Regions from separate parts of the Homo sapiens genome. Here region 1 is linked to region 2. Evidence: chromatin loops called from intact Hi-C (ENCODE). Cell type or tissue: PC-9. All regions are shown on one strand.

Region 1 (8,000 bases), 320 kb before region 2:
TCTTCCATATGTACAAGGTGGCCATCTTCTGACTGCCAGGAAAAATATACCATTGATACAATAATCTCAGGTTAACCATGTATTATTAAGTCACCAAAATTCAATGTAATACTAAAGATAGCAGAAAGTATATGGTACCCAACAGTTAACCAAGTACCACATGGTCCTAAAGGGTGGAGAATCTTCCAGGAGCTCAAACCAATTAAAGGTTTCAGGAATATACATAAGCCTAAATTATTATCTCTGTGGCCAAGACCTAAGCAAGGACTCCTATTCACCTCCAGAGACAAGAATCTCAGAGAGCCTGAACTGGCTGCTTTTACCCAAGGCCTCCCTGGTCCCATCCCTAGCTTGTGCCTATACAGTATGCTCTTGAAGGCACTGGAAGCTGTGGAAATTTGGAGTGATGGGAAGGACCATCTAAGGTGACACTGCTCAGAAGCGTGGGAGTGGCTGGCTTGGGACATCATTTCACTGGGCTAACTACAGAAAATGTCCCTGCATTAAGACCCAGCTTTCATTACCACATAAGATCAGCCGGCCTTTCAGGTCGGGGTCACCAAGTTTGCTGCATATTTGAGACATATCATATTCCAAGGCTTCACCTGTGTTTTCTTAGGTCCAGAAATTGTATTCCATCAGTTTACACAATGGTGATTAGCCTCTTGGGAGATAATTTCTACTAACAAATCTGCTGGGAGACTGGTTTGACTAGTAGACCAAATACCTTAAGGTAAATTCTGTGCTCTCTTTCCTTCCTCAGAACAAAATCTACTTGAAAAACCAAATGAACAGCAAAAGATTATTTGCTAAACATTGTGGAGAATAAAGAGTTAGGTGACTTAATATTGAAGCACTTACTATGCTGTATTTTAATTCCACAATTCATTGTCTTTTTCTTCCTCTAGATTGTTAGATGCCCCATTCTTCGTATCACTGCTTCCTTGTTCACACTAGGTGTTCAATAAATATTTGGGGAATAATTTAATTAGCTATCATGCCCTTACATTTGTACTATTCAAATGCCTATAAATTAAATCTGATAGGCCTGGCGCAGTGGCTCACGCCTGTAATTCCAGCACTTTGGGAGGCCGAGGTGGGCGGATCACGAGGTCAGGAGATCGAGACCATCCTGGCTAACACGGTGAAACCCCGTCTCTATTAAAAATACAAAAAGTTACCCGGGCGTGACGGCGGGCGCCTGTAGTCCCAGCTACTAGGGAGGCTGAGGCAGGAGAATGGCGTGAACCCAGGAGGCGGAGCTTGCAGTGAGCCGAGATCGCCCCACTGCACTCCAGCCTGGGCGACAGAGTGAGACTCCGTCGAAAAAAAAATAAAAATAAAAAATCTGATAACTAGCCAGGGAAGCACATTTCTTCTTAAAGTGTTGAATATAAAATAACCAAGACTTGCAACCAATGCAATGACCATTAACAAGGGTAGCAAATAACATGTGCTAGAGAAGTAACAATCAGCACGCATCAGTATACCAGCTCTACTAGAACCATCACTCCATTTTTGTTAATGCATCTTGTTCCTTCAAGGACTACATTAAGCCAGGGTCTAGCTTTCATTCTATCAATGTTCTGCTTGAGTTTATACCTTTATATGCTCAGGTAAAACAAATGCTAAAGCCACACTTTCTCAGGAAAACGATAAGTAAGTACAGTGAAAAAGATCAAGATGAATCAGGCTCTTCATTACATTGCAGGTAACACTAGAATGTTAGTTCCACTTGGTAATTAAAGACACCTACAGCAGAATCTTATCCGCCATCCTGACAAGTTGAAAACTGATGTATATCTGGGACTATTTGCAGGAGAAAGGTGTCTCCTCATGTCATTAGGACATAGTTGTGTTATATGTTCTAAGCTCCACCTTAATTTATGTTGTTTAGAATATATCAGTAAAAGACAGCTCTACTTGACTGTGAATATTATTGAAATTGTTTATAAACTGTTTTAGAAGTAGGTCAAGGGAACAAGTATAGAAGACATCAGGTTTTCTACAATGAAAGCCAGAAATACAGAAACTTAGGTTCCTTACAGATGGGGTGGTTCCTCCAGGGTCTGTGTAGAACTTCACTCCAGGGGAGCCAACTGGATTCTCAACCAAAGAGTGAGCTGCTCAGCCCTAAGCTTTTATTCCTGACCTGAGGTCATGTGGCCTTATGCACACACCAAGGGTTTCTGCTGTGTCATTAGCATTTCAGTGACCAAACTCAAAACCATGCAGACAAACAACAGCTCTACTTTCAATGAGAAGATGTAAAATATGTGTCACAAATATCCTCAGCTCCTCCAATTTCCTACATTTCAAATATAAGATTAAAGCATTTGGGATACTCTTCCTATTTCAAACCATTATTTGTACTCTTGAAAGGGACTGTTTAATACACACAAAATAGATGCATTGTGGGTAACACTGCAAGCAAGAAAAAAACACCCCCGACAAAAAGTCACAAGAACACAGCAGCCACAAATTTGGGAAGGAAAAACTAAACAAATAGTTATGCAAAAAAACAAACAAAAATATAGTTAATGTTCCTGATGGATAGGCTCCAGGAACTTCCTTCTGTGAACAAACTCCCATAGTGTATGAGGAAAAATAAAAACTATTGCAGAAATGGGAATAGAAAAACTAAAAATAACCAGACCATCTAAACCTTTAAATCATCCTTCTCTCTGTATCCCACCCTCATTTCCCAACACTCTCCCTGACCACACAAACACATATTCAAATTCACATTTCATGGAACTGGGAAAAGGAAGCCAAACCTGACAAGATAAACCTCCACTGAGAAGCCAAGGTGGGTGGATCACCTGAGGTCAGGAGTTTGAAACCAGCCTGGCCAACATGGTGAAACCCCATCTCTACTAAAAGTACAAAAATTAGCCAGGTGTGGTGGTGGGTGCCTGTAATCCCAGCTACTCAGGAAGCTGAGGCAGGAGAATTGCTTGAACCGGGGAGGCAGAGTTTGCAGTGAGCTGAGATTGGGCCACTGCACTCCAGCCTGGGTGACAAGAGCAAGGCTCCGTCTCAAAAAAAAAAAAAAAAGATAAACCTCCAAATGTAACACTCAGCCTCCTTACATTTTTTGCCCTAAGCAAAAAGGAAAACAGTCTCACTTATTATATTATAAGAAAACTCCAGGGTAATAAATTATTCTGAATTCAAGCTCATTAATAAAAAGTCACTCATTTCAATTAAAATGAGAAGTAATCTCTTCTTCTTCTCCTTCTCCTCCTCATCCTCCTTCTTCTCACACCATCAAAAATAGACCAGAGAACTGATTTTCCACTCATTTCTTTGGTTAGCTGAGTAGCTGCGAGGCACCCAAGCTAGAGTTGAGGGCTGTGGGACCAGTTTCTTATCTCCTTCAACTCCTGAGGGAGTGAGGTGAACACGACCTGTGCATGCCTTGAGCTTCACTGGACAGGATACATTCCATCTTAGGTCATTCCTTAAAGGCTCACTGATCTTATAAAGTGCTGAGTCATCTTTCAGAGCTAGTTCAGGAAAAAATTTTCTTGACAATGAAAGATATTCACTATGAACACAAAGCAGGACAAAATGTAGCTTTTTTTTTCAAGGCATGTTTAAAGAAAGGGATAGATAGTAAGAAAGACTTCCTCAGACAGGCCTGAGATTTTTACAGTTCTCTAATCTTTGCACAACTTCAATGCAAAGGCGAGGGTTAGACAGCGATGCCATGATGCAACCACAAACACATCACGCCTGGACCCATGCCTACTGGGACTGCAGCCAGATTCAGGGGCCTGAACATTCAAAAAGCATTGGTCAGACGTATAGACAGTCTTCCCTTTACTTTAAGCAAATCGGTTCAGTAACATTCACATTTCTTCAATGTCTCTTATCAAATCTTTAGCATTCCAAATAGCTACTACTGACAATGCCCAGGAAAAAAATCCTTTTTCCTTCTGAAATCTGAGTAGCAAAATAAATGCTAAAGGAGATGGAAATATGTGTTTCTGAGTCGTGACATGTTGAGCAAGAATAAAATATGCAAGAATTAGAAAAGTTTCACTCAAGTCACAGACAAGAAAATGCAATGGTGAGATGAAATATGAAAAGACACTTATCCTCACTAGCAATAGGGAAAGCACAAATTAGAATCACAGAGATACTGTTTTTCATCTAAGATATTTGCAAAGAAGCCAAAATGGGATAAGAGCCTGTGTTGGCAAGATTGTGAAAAAATGGATCCTTTAACCACACATTGTTGGCTTTTGCACTGTGACACCTGATTGGGAGAGCCTTTGACACTGCCATCCCACTTTTGAGAATCAATCTTACAGAAAAAAAGGTGCAAACCTAAGGAGAGAGTATAAATCATTGTTGGTAGTGGTAGAAAACTACAAAAACCTAAACGTCCATCAGTAGGGCACCAGTATTCAAGTATAATATACCCACACTGTATACTATTTTTCAGTTATTAAAATTTGTGAAAATAAATATAATGCAAAAGTTGTTGCGACCCCCAAAGCACTTTAAGTCTTGAGAAAGATGTGACTGTGATCTGAGTCACATATGGTTATAATTTCTGTTTCTCAGATTATACATTAACTCACTTTCTTATTTTTCTCGTTCTCTACAATGGCTAGAGATAATTAAATGTCCAGGACAAAAATCTCCTGCCTTCTTAATGACCCTTGCTATAGATTGACTTCCTCTTTGGTACCTTGCTTTGCTAAGACCACATGACAGAAAACCCATGACTACTATGCCCTCTGTAATGAATGTTAAATGTAACTTTTCCAAAAAGAAACGCTGCCTATAAACCAATCAAATTGCTGTAACAATGTGCCAACCCTGTCTGAAAAATGAAATATGCTAAAAACTTCCCTGTCCCTGACTACATAAATGAAACCTTAATTTCCCTACTTTAGAACGCTGACTCCATTCCTTTGGAGTTGGCATGTTTGAGTTGGCCACCCTCACAATATGCACTTAAATAACCTCTCCTTAAATTGGATTCTGACCCTTATGACTACCTTAGGTTGACAAAATAATGAATTGGATTGACATGTATTGACTAGGAGGAATTTTCATTGTATATTGTTGAATGCAAAAATCAAGTTACTGCATCATATTTGCATCTGCACCATTTGGGGGAGGAATAAAACACCATTTTTATGTGAACATGAACATCCATGCATTTGTATGAGCATTGAGAAAGTTGAGAAAGGATATGTACCAAATTGTTAATGTTGGCTGCTGCAAAAGGGTGAGGTTGGACAGGGAGAAGATGATTCACTCTGTTTTATATTCCTCTGTATTACTTGACTGTTTACAATAAGCACGTATATAACTGTTAATTTTTTTAAAATTTGTATTTACTTGCTCTGCAGATAAATGACTACTGAGGGACATTTAAAAATTAGGACATGCTAAATTATTCAAAAAACCATGTATATCTTTTGTCTCTAGTTCCTGAAAACATTTCCAATATTTCAAATAGATTCTTTACAAAGAAAATACCTACGAAAATCTGTTTGTGGCTAGTGCAATTATAGACAATCTTGAACACATTTTTTTAACAACTGACTGAATCTAGAGCTATTTTTTTAAATAGATCAAACGATCTTAAGAATTCATTAATGCAATTCATGGCATGCTGAACATAAAAGCAGGAAGAGGCCTATGTTCTCTTTCAAAATCCTTCCCAGATGGCAAACAAAGCTCAAAAATGAAAGTCTGCAAATAAGATGACTGAAAGAGGGGTTTAATAATCAGTGGCTTTGAAAATGCATGTTCCCTTTTTAAAAGGTGGCTTTTCAGAAGTTTAGCACAGTAAAGCACCTGTGAAAGGTAGCAATGACCCTGTGTCCCTGCTTACCCAGTCTAGGCAATGAGGTGATGAGCCACTAAGGAGGCTTCCCCTAATGTAATGGAACAACATGGAAATACAATGAAAGTCAAGCTTTAACAGGTGCTCTATGGCTCCAAAGCATCTTTATGTATTTTCTGCATTTTTATGACCTAAGTAATTTTTAATTTTTCACTATCTTATTTCCTATAATTTGTGCTATAAGTGCTCAATTCTAGCACATTTAATTTGTATATTGCAGGCAAGCTAAACTTAATATCTCCTTTACTTTTATTTTGATTTTTTTTGAGATGGGGTTTTGCTTTTGTTGCCCAGGCTGGAGTGCAATGGTGCAATCTTGGCTCACTGCAACCTCCGCCTCCCAGGTTCAAGTGATTCTCCAGCCTCAGCCTCCCAAGTAGCTGGGATTACAGGCATGTAGCACCACGCCTGGCTAATTTTGTATTTTTAGTAGAGATGAGGTTTTACCATGTTGGTCAGGCTGGTCTTGAACTCCTGACCTCAGGTGATTCTGCCCGCCGCAGCCTCCCAAAGTGTTGGGATTACAGGCGTGAGCCACTGCGCCTGGCCTCTTTTACTTTCATTTGACTGAAAATAATTATCTCTGTACACAGAATTTAACATGTGACTTTTTCTTGATCCTACATGATATGCAAATATCAATAATTATTTAGTAAATCATACAAGTCTAGCAAAACATTTTTTATACTACATTACTGGTAAAAATTAAAATCAACAAAATCCAGCTTAGCTCCTTCAATCTATTGTCCAATAAACAAATCGAGTCATTAGAATTATTTAAGTCAAAACCACAAAAACCTTTTACTTTCTCTTGAGAATCAAGGAAGACTTTTCTCTCACAAGAATCAGATTTTGTTTCATAGCAAGGTTTAGATTTGATAGGCTTTTTGTCCTTTAAGTGCTGGTAGAGGTCAATAATGTTAATATGTTAACATGTTCTTATTCCTAAGGATGAAGGAAATCAGCTAAACTCATCTCATCTTGCTATGACCATTTCGCCGGATTTCTCAGCCTCAGCACTATGGAATTTCAGGTAGGGGAACTCATTGTTGTGATTGTAGGGAACTGTGTGTTCACTGCAGGATGCTCAGCAGTATATCTGGCCTCTGCCAACTAGATACGAGTAGTACTCATCCCGTAAGTTGTGGCAATCAGCACTGTCTCGAGACATTGCCCGTTTCCAAAATTGAGCCATTGACAACACATTGAGGAAGCTCTGCTCAACAGACACAGAGACAGCTGCATGCTCATAATTTTGGCTGACACTTGTGTTCACAATGTGTTAGGCACTGTGCCAAAGATTTTATGCACATTATTTTATACACATCCCTAATTTATAAAGAGGAAAATTGACGTTCATAGACAGAAAGTGGTTGAGCTGGGTTTCCCTGCTTTTTCTATACTCAGGTGACCAATAACTTCCATGTGTCCTTGGCATTCTCAGCTTTGGAAGCTGGTCATGTGTTTGTGGTCACGTGTTTGTAAATAGATCTCTCTTACCCCATGCATGCAAGTATGTATGCAGGGATAGAACTGGGTATAACTCTACCCAAATGAGTAAAGATGGACAATGAAGGAAAGGACTTTGAAATTCTCCCATCTCTAGTAAGTAGCTGAAAATCACTTATCACTATAGGTTTCCAACACTATACAAGATGCCTGTGAAGACAATAGACACAGAAGACTCAAATTGCCTGAAAGGGTTTAGAGCACTGTAAGAACCTCCCAGTATCTGATGGCCTCTTGGGTTGTTCCTGCTGTAATCAGGAAACTAACTCCAGACCTCTGTCCCTGAAGGTAGACAGAGCTTCGGCTCCTTCTCTCAGAGGGCAAAGCAGAGTTCAAGATCACACTCAGATCAGCCAGAGTGCCCTGGTCTTGGCTTGAAGCCCAGGGTATAATCCTAGTTCCTGGTAGGGCTTTGACTGTGTTGACCTTCCCAGATCTTGGCTGCTTCTTATTTAACTGGAGCCAAGGACTCACTCAGAAGTTCCAGGGCTAACCGATCCCTTGGCCTGCCTCACACTGACCTTGAGCTGCAGCATTTACCCAGCCTTTCCTGAGTGAACTCCAGCAGTGAGCTGCTATTAATCACACCCTGTTGTAACATCCCCTGCCTCCCTCTTCC
Region 2 (8,000 bases):
GCGTTTAGGGGCACAGGATGGGGGTGTGGCAGGCCAGGATGGTCTTGGGAAATGCAACATTTGGGCGCGAAGGCAGGAGTGCCCATCCTTACTTAGGTCCATGGGGGTGGAGCCCTACCCAGGGACCATGCCCTCCTCTAGCCAGCACTTCCCTTCCCCACTTCCGTATTATTTAAAGGGACCACGCTCTTCCCTTCCCAGCACTCCCATATTATTTCCACAGGCTTTAGGCTGTATTTAGGGACTGTGTAACATGTTTTTCTTACAACAACAAGCTTAAACCTGTCTGGTTTTTTTGGACCCACCAGCAATTTTGCAGACTAGAATCTGTTTGCCCTAGAACTATGTAATATTCTAAAAGTTCAGCCTTGGCCTGAAAAAATAGAAAAAGAGTTTCCAAGGTACTAGCCTCTTTAGGTTTCTGTGTCACAAAATTGGTTTATATTTTGGCTTAAACCTATTGGAGGTACCTTATGCCAGGGTAGATTTTGTGTCTTTCTAATGTCACCAAGGCTGTTTTGTCATAGAAGGATATGAGGAGTTCCAGCCCCTACTGCTAGCAACAAGGTTCGGGGTATTAAAGTAAAATTTTAGTAGATGAAGCTGTACCTTACTAGTAACTCCCACAAAAAACAAAAAGTGTCGAGAGAAGTATATTACTTTAAGAGTAAAACAGAGCAGCAATTCTTATGTAAGAGCTTTAATCAAGAGTAGTTTTCTCATTGGAGACATGGATTAGCGACTTTTTAAAATTTCTGTTTCTGCTGTGTGCATTAGAGAATGTAAGACGGGAGTCAGAGGCAATAAGTCTGATTTAAGATTCTAAAAAGATAAACTAAGGGAAACCCTTTACAAACAATTTAAAGAAGATGGACAGCATCCTCATGTCAGTTTTCTGGTTAAAGGTTTCCTGTGGCTCTTACCTCCCCTGGAAAGTCTGAATTGCTTAACTTGCAAAGGGATGTTCCTCATCGGCTGCCCCCAGCTTACCTTTCCAGTCTCATCACCTGCCAGTTTTAACATGTACTCTCCATTTCAACCATGCGGAAAGCTCCAAATGCACAATTGTGTTTGATACCTCTGTGTGCAATACGCAGTTTGCATTGTCTGGAGCCTTCTTCCTATATTCTGTTTGGTAGACTCTTACTCATTCTTCAAGATCCACATCTAATTTCACCTCCTTGTGAACCTTCTGGACCTCCCTGAGGCTGAAGCTGAGAATCCTTTTTTTTTTTTTTTTGAGACGGAGTCTGGCTCTGTCCCCCAGGTTGGAGTCCAGTGGCGCCATCTCGGCTCACTGCAAGCTCCGCCTCCCGGGTTCACGCCATTCTCCTTCCTCAGCCTCCCGAGTAGCTGGGACTACAGGCGCCTGCTACCACGCCCAGCTATTTTTTTTGTATTTTTAGTAGAGACGGGGTTTCACAGTGTTAGCCAGGATGGTCTCGATCTCCTGACCTCGTGATCCACCCGCCTCGGCCTCCCAAAGTGCTGGGATTACAGGCATGAGCCACCGCGCCTGGCCGAGGTTGAGAATCTTAGTCAATTAGGGTTGCTGTAATAAAATATCGTAGATTGGGTGGTTTATAAACAACAGAAATTTACTCCTCCCAGTTCTAGAGACCAGAAGTCTGAAATCAGTGTGCCCACATAGTCAGGGTCTGCTGAGGGCCCTGTTCCAGGCTGCAGACTGACTTCTCCTTGGTTCCTCAGGCAGAAAGAGAGCAAGAGAGTACTCTGGAGTCCCTTTTAGAAAGGCACAAATCCCATTGTTTTAGGGCTGTACCTTCATGATCTAAATTATCTCCCACCCCACCTCTTAATATCGTTGCACTAGGGGTTAGGATATCAACATGTGAAGTTTGGGGAGACACAAACATTCAGTTCATAGCACTGAGCCACTTTCCACCGGGCTTGCAGAGAACTTCCTAGAAACTCCTACCATAATGGGTATTACTCCATTCATTGTTTATGCATTTTCTCTGCTTCTAGTTTTTAAGCTCATTGAGGTAAAGGATCCTGCCTCAATAATCTCTGTGGGTGGGTGACAGCCTCCAGATATTTTAATACCAAGCATCATTTAATCTATAAACCTACTGCCTGCTGAAGAAAGAAATGACTATATGATTGGTGTGAGGTGAATTGGAAAAGGGCTGAGGTATGAGGACAGGCCTAAGGATGAGTAAGCAAACTAGCAAAGTTTGTTTATGTCTCCAAAGAATTTGCTCTAGTTTTTCCATTTTTCAAATAGTTGATGTACAGTTGACTTCAACAGTTCAACGAGAGTGAGCTAGTTTTTGGTGTCTCATTCTCTGATAAGGCATACACCTTATGTTTTGGATCACCTGTGGTGGTGGAATCATTCAGTTACTTCAGTGGAAGAATATGTGTGGAAGAACAATAAAGCCGCTGGATATCATTTACTTTAAAGTAGTAGCAAGCATTATAGCAAGCCAAGGGGATTAGATTAATTGGGAAAAATATACATAATTTATAATCTTAGAAATGAATGCCAAATGCTTTTAATCTGATTAGACTCTTTTCTTCTAGTGCAGTTTAGATATGCTCTAAATTTGTGATTCCTAAAGGGGAGTTTAATAAAACACAGGTTCTGTAGAATATTAGTAAGAATTATGTTTAAAAAGAATTTCATTGTCAACTTTGGGAAAAATGTGGTTAAAAAGAATTAAGGTGGCTTTTCTAGTATTGTTTTTCCTACCCGAATGTACGTTATAAATCTCCAAGAGATGTATGTACATGGTATAAAGCAGTTTAAATTTTCTTGACAAGAGCCTCTTCTCTCTCTATTGTAATGTATCTAGGGGTGCTATTGTTTAACAAAACACTGAGAAATGCTGTTCTAAATTAGGAGCTTTGTAAGAACTTAGTTGCCTACAAGTACACTACATATTATACCAGTTGTAACATTTTCTGTCAAGCAAATGTGTATAAGGACTAAGTATGCAGCCTCTAGCTTCTCATTTTTGCTAGCCAGGCTATGAATGAATATTCTTCAAAGATGTTTTTTAAAAATCTCTCTGCTATCTTTTTTTTTTTTTAAAAAAAAAAACACTGTGGAATATCAGCTAGCCTGAATCTTTGTTTATTTTTCTTTTTTTATTTTAAATCAGGGGACGACAGAAGAGTAAGTGCCTCTATAATTTATATCCAGGTGAGTGCCAATATAAGAGACAGCTTCCCAGGATGTGATGGGAAAAGAGAGAGAGACAGAGAGAGAAAGAGAGAGAGACCATTTGCCTAAGGGAGCCGTGAACAGCTGTAAGGATTTTTTTTTTTTTTTTTTTTTTTTTTTTTTTGAGATGGAGTCTCACTCTGTCACCAGGCTGGAGTGCAGTGATACAATCTCGGCTCACTGCAACCCCTGCCTCCTGGGTTCAAGCGATTCCCCTGCCTCAGTCCCTTGAGTAGCTGGGACTATAGGCACACGCCACCATGCCCAGCTAATTTTTGTATTTTTAGTAGAGACAGGGTTTCATCGTGTTGGCCAGGATGATCTTGATCTCTTGACCTCGTGATCCGCCCGCCGCAGCGTCCCAAAGTGCTGGGATTACAGGTGTGAGCCACCACACACCACACCTGGCTAGATTTTTTTTTTTTTTTTTTTTTTAAGATTCAAGAGGTACTTGTGCAGGTTTTTTACATGGGTAAAGTGCATGCTGCTGAGTTTGGGGCTTCTATTGAGCCCCAAATAGTGAACATAGTACCCAGTAGGTAGTTTTTCCACTTTTGTCCCTCTCCCTCCTTCCGCCCTTTTGGAGTCCCCAGTGTCTATTGTTTCCATCTTTATGTCCAAGACAAGGATGTCCACTTTCACCACTCCTATTTAACATAGTACTGGAAATCCCAGCCAGAGCAACCAAGCAAGAGAAACAAATAAAAGGCATCCGAATAGGAAAAGAGAATGTCAAATTACCTCTGTTTGCCAATGATATGCTAAAGAAATACTAAGTACACTTCAAGAAGGTGGAAATGGCTGACTCCCTCAGGCTACTGCTCAAAAGATTTGAATAGCACAGATATAAAAGTATTAAATGTTGTAAGTTAGTGATAGAGTAAGAGAGAAAGACAGAAAGATAATTGTCTAGATGAAAAGGCAAATGATCAATCTATTTCCATGGGTTAATTTTGTTTTGTTCTAGTGTGGAAAAATTTTCCTGTCGTAAGCTGGACACTCACACCTGTATCTACCACTTTCACAATAAACAAAACAGTGTGAGGATGAGAATGGAGAGAAAGAGGAAGTGTTTTTGAACTATAAATCACTACAGGCTTGGTATAAATTCCAAACCTTTCAAGAAGTGAACTTTATTTTGAGCAATGATTACAAGATGAGATGCCAGGGTATTTCGCAATGTAAGTAATGTATTTGACCAACAAAACAATACAAAACAAAGGCAACCAAGTTAAGAACGAATTACAGAATAATGCTTGACTCACTTGAAAACTGTCCCTTATGAAATTTCATTTGACAATTTGTACTTTTCTGGTTTTGGCTGTTTGGGGGTCTTTTTCCTTCCTTGAAATAACTTGACAGGAAATGATTATTTCCACTGAGTCAAAGAGGGCATATTTACATAGTTCCTCATGATGTGATCAGGAAATCCTGTGTAGAAAAAAGTCGCTGAAAAAAAAAGGGAAAAGTGTAGCCTGCTTATGTTTTCTTAAACTCCTCCTGCCCCACCCTGGAGCCATTTAAGATACAATCTCACTTTTCTTTCTTTTTTTTTCTTTTTTTTCTTTTTTCTTTCTTTCTTTCTTGCTTGCTTGCTTGCTTTCTTTCTTTCTCTCTCTTTCTTTCTCTTTCTCCTTCCTTCCTTTTTCTTTTTTCTCTCTTTCTTTGCTTTTCTTATCTTTTTCTTTCTTTCACATAGATTTCAGCACAAAGGCTCATACATTTGGGCTTGCTTTTTTCTTCTCAACGAAAGCCTTAGAAGGTAGAGATTTCAGATGCATTTTTCTCTCTTTCCTGAGTCTGTCCAGTAACAACAGGGATAGTTGAAAAATCTTAGGAAAAGGTTCTTGCTTTGCAGGTTTCTAATCTCATTCCTGACAAGCCGTCTAGTCTCCTGCTGACGTCTAGGAGATGCACATCAAAGGCAGAAATGATCTAGGCTCTGTGATCTCTCTTCTGAATGAGAGTGATGCTGCCAGCCAGGAGGGGGCTGTCACTTCAGACTCTCCAGCAAACTTGAGCAGCTGCAGCTGTCGCCTGAGGGAAAACCAGATGCATCAGTATTTTGAATGTGCTTTCAGATTTGCTAGGAATGCATAGACATGTTGCAATTGCTTTGCAGGACTCTGCTATTTGAAATCTGTCACAAAGTCAATTCCAATTTGGATACTAATATGATTACTGTTTGAGTGTTAGATGCCATGTACTAAATTTTACGTGAGGGTTCATCTATTTTTACCTACAAGTTCTATGAACCCCATGTGATAAATAGGGAACCTACCCAGGATGTCTAAGAAACATAGTGAGTCAGTTCTGTAAATGGTAATCTGGCAGCACATCTATTCTCCAATAACTTTCAACCATTTATGTTCACCCTATAACCTATTCCATCCTTGGGCAGGATAAGGGCCATTTATTGTCACCTGGGAATAAAGAATTAGCAAGTTAATCAATTGCTCTAGTTCAAATTTGTGTGGAAGTATTATTATTGTAGTTCAGGGATAGAAAATGATGCCTTTTTATATTATATGAATTTGTCTATATTGGCTACTGGGTATTCAAATGTGACTCACTCTCAAGTTGCTTTTCTTTGTAAAGAAGGCCAGCCAGTTTTGCATTTCCCAAATCTGGTTCTCTCCTTCTATAGCTATTTCCCAAGTTTGCTGTTTTTGTCACTTAGAAAGTTTGAACATGATAACTTAAGATTATATCACAGAGTTCAAAGTTTTAAAGACCATAATTCTTCCTTGTTCTTTTGACTGAGGATCTTGACCTTTAACCTAAGAGATATTTAAGATGTTTGAAAGTTAGTTGAATTCTTTGATCAACTAGTAGGGTTTGCATTAATCAAAAGCAAAAACAGAGAAATTAAAGTCCTAATGTGTTCAACTTACACTTCAGGAGACTTTACTTCTAAGGAAGAGGACATGGGCATGTTACCTAAGCACGGATGTTTTTTGCTTTGCTCTTTCTCTGTCTCAGGTCCATAGGACAGTGCCTGCCTAAGGTAGGAATCCTAATCATATAATATTTATTGAAGGAAAGCATGAATGAATGAATAAGCAAACAAATAAATTGGATGCTTTCAGCAGGAGCTTTGGATGAAAGAGAACATTGTTATTCTTGGAGAAAAAGAAAAGACTGAATGAACTGTCCTATCCATTTCTTTTATCCTCACCTTTAATAACATAAATGTTGCATGCATTGGAGGTACTAAGGTATGGTCTCTGTCCTCAAGACATTTTCATAATAGCAACTGATTCTAATGGCTGACCTCCAGTCCTCAGGTCTTCTAATGTCACAGATATAGCAGATTTTCCTGGTAAGAGTCTGGTGTGCAATCTTCAAGATTCAGAGTACATGAACCATGTGGTATGCATCATTGGTTTTCACTTATGGATTTCTTTCAGCTCTGCTATATTACATATTATTGGTGTAATAATATTATTTATTATATATTATTGGTGTAATAATAGGCAATAAAGAGATGAAGAAGCTAAGCTTCAAGACGTGCACATAGTCAAAATTAAGCTATCTCTATAAAGCTAGAAGCTATTAAGGCTGCTCAAGCTGTAAGAATAAGGCCAGAAAATATTTTTTTCTAGAAATATTTATTGAATGATTCATCTTGTGTCCATTAATTTAATTTAATTTATTTTTGTAAACTTTTATTTTAGGTTCAAATGTACATGTGTAGGTTTGTTATACAGGTAAATTGCATGTCATGAGGATTTGGTGTACAGATTATTTTGTCATCCAGGTAATAAGCATAATACCCAATAGGTAGCTTTTCAGTTCTCTTCCTCCTCCCATCCTCTACCTTCAAGTACATCCTAGTGTCTCTTGTTCCTTTCTTAGTGCCCATGGGTTCTCAATGTTTAGCACCCACTTATAAGTAAGAACATGCAGTATTTGGTTTTCTGTTCCTGCGTTAGTTTCCTTAGGATAACGGCCTCCGACTCCATCCATGTTGCTGCAAAGGACATGATCATATTCTTCTTTTATGACTGTATAGTATTCCATGGTGTATATATGCCACATTTTCTTTATCCAGTCTACTGTTGATGGGCATTTAGGTTGATTCCATGTCTTTGCTATTGTGAGTAGTGCTGCGATGAATACACACATATGTTGTCTTTATGGTAGAATGATTCATATCAAGTGGGGGCTGGGGACTCACAGAGAAGAAAGACTGGGTTTCTTTCCACACAGTGGCTGTGGCATGCTGGAGGTGCCAGCATAATGACCAGGCTCTTAGTTCTCTCCCCAGCTTGAGGGCAATAAAGGCAGTCACCGCAGCTGCAAAGGCAGAGGACTGTGGGCTGTCTCTGGGATTTCCTCCCCAGAGAAACACAGAGCTGCCACCAACTGAAATGTTCAGGCTAGGGCAAGGTGGTTGTGATGAGGGGCCCAGGTCAAGAGACCCTGTCCATTGAGGAGTAGTGGGGTGGGGACCCGCATGTAAAGCAGTCTGGCCACTTTTCTGTAAGGCAGCTGCTCTGTGCTGGGAACCCATATTAGTCTCTAATCACTGCGTTCCTTCTAGAGCCTGAGGGTAACAGGAGTTAGGGCTGTGGAGCAGAAAAAAAGGCACCCTGACTGCTACGTCTGGGAGATCCATCCCAGGGAAATGCAGAGCTGCTTCTGGCCAGAAAGCTGAGGCAGGGCTGGGGTGGCCACAGTAGAGTCCCAGGCCACTGGGCCTTACCTGATGAAGTACAGTGGAGGCTAGGCCTATAGTCTATCTGCTGCTCAGCCCCATGGATTCAGCCCCTGTCCAGGGGTTGTATGAGGGAGCCTGGCCTCCCCT

What was found. Peaks named below come from ENCODE experiments on the same cell type or tissue, not always from the same donor. Only the 100,000 strongest peaks of a DNase experiment are listed, where the experiment ranks them.
Region 1: it touches region 2 in a loop (5-fold over the local background); 2 of 110 quality-filtered maps call a loop at or near these places.

What each region holds. Positions count from the first base shown.
Region 1 is chr6:125,197,824-125,205,823 of GRCh38, reverse strand. The region is part of intron 1 of TPD52L1 (TPD52 like 1); the gene reads right to left. Among named protein-coding and RNA genes, the nearest start is that of TPD52L1, 48 kb to the right of the region's middle. In PC-9, no CTCF peak of the experiment used is centred here; DNase peaks (open chromatin) are centred at 2,203, 3,433, 3,773 and 7,863; H3K4me3 peaks cover 2,863 bases; H3K27ac peaks cover 5,039 bases.
Region 2 is chr6:124,879,580-124,887,579 of GRCh38, reverse strand. No RefSeq gene overlaps it. Among named protein-coding and RNA genes, the nearest start is that of RNF217, 79 kb to the left of the region's middle. In PC-9, no CTCF peak of the experiment used is centred here; DNase peaks (open chromatin) are centred at 4,339 and 5,249; H3K4me3 peaks cover 1,280 bases; H3K27ac peaks cover 1,616 bases.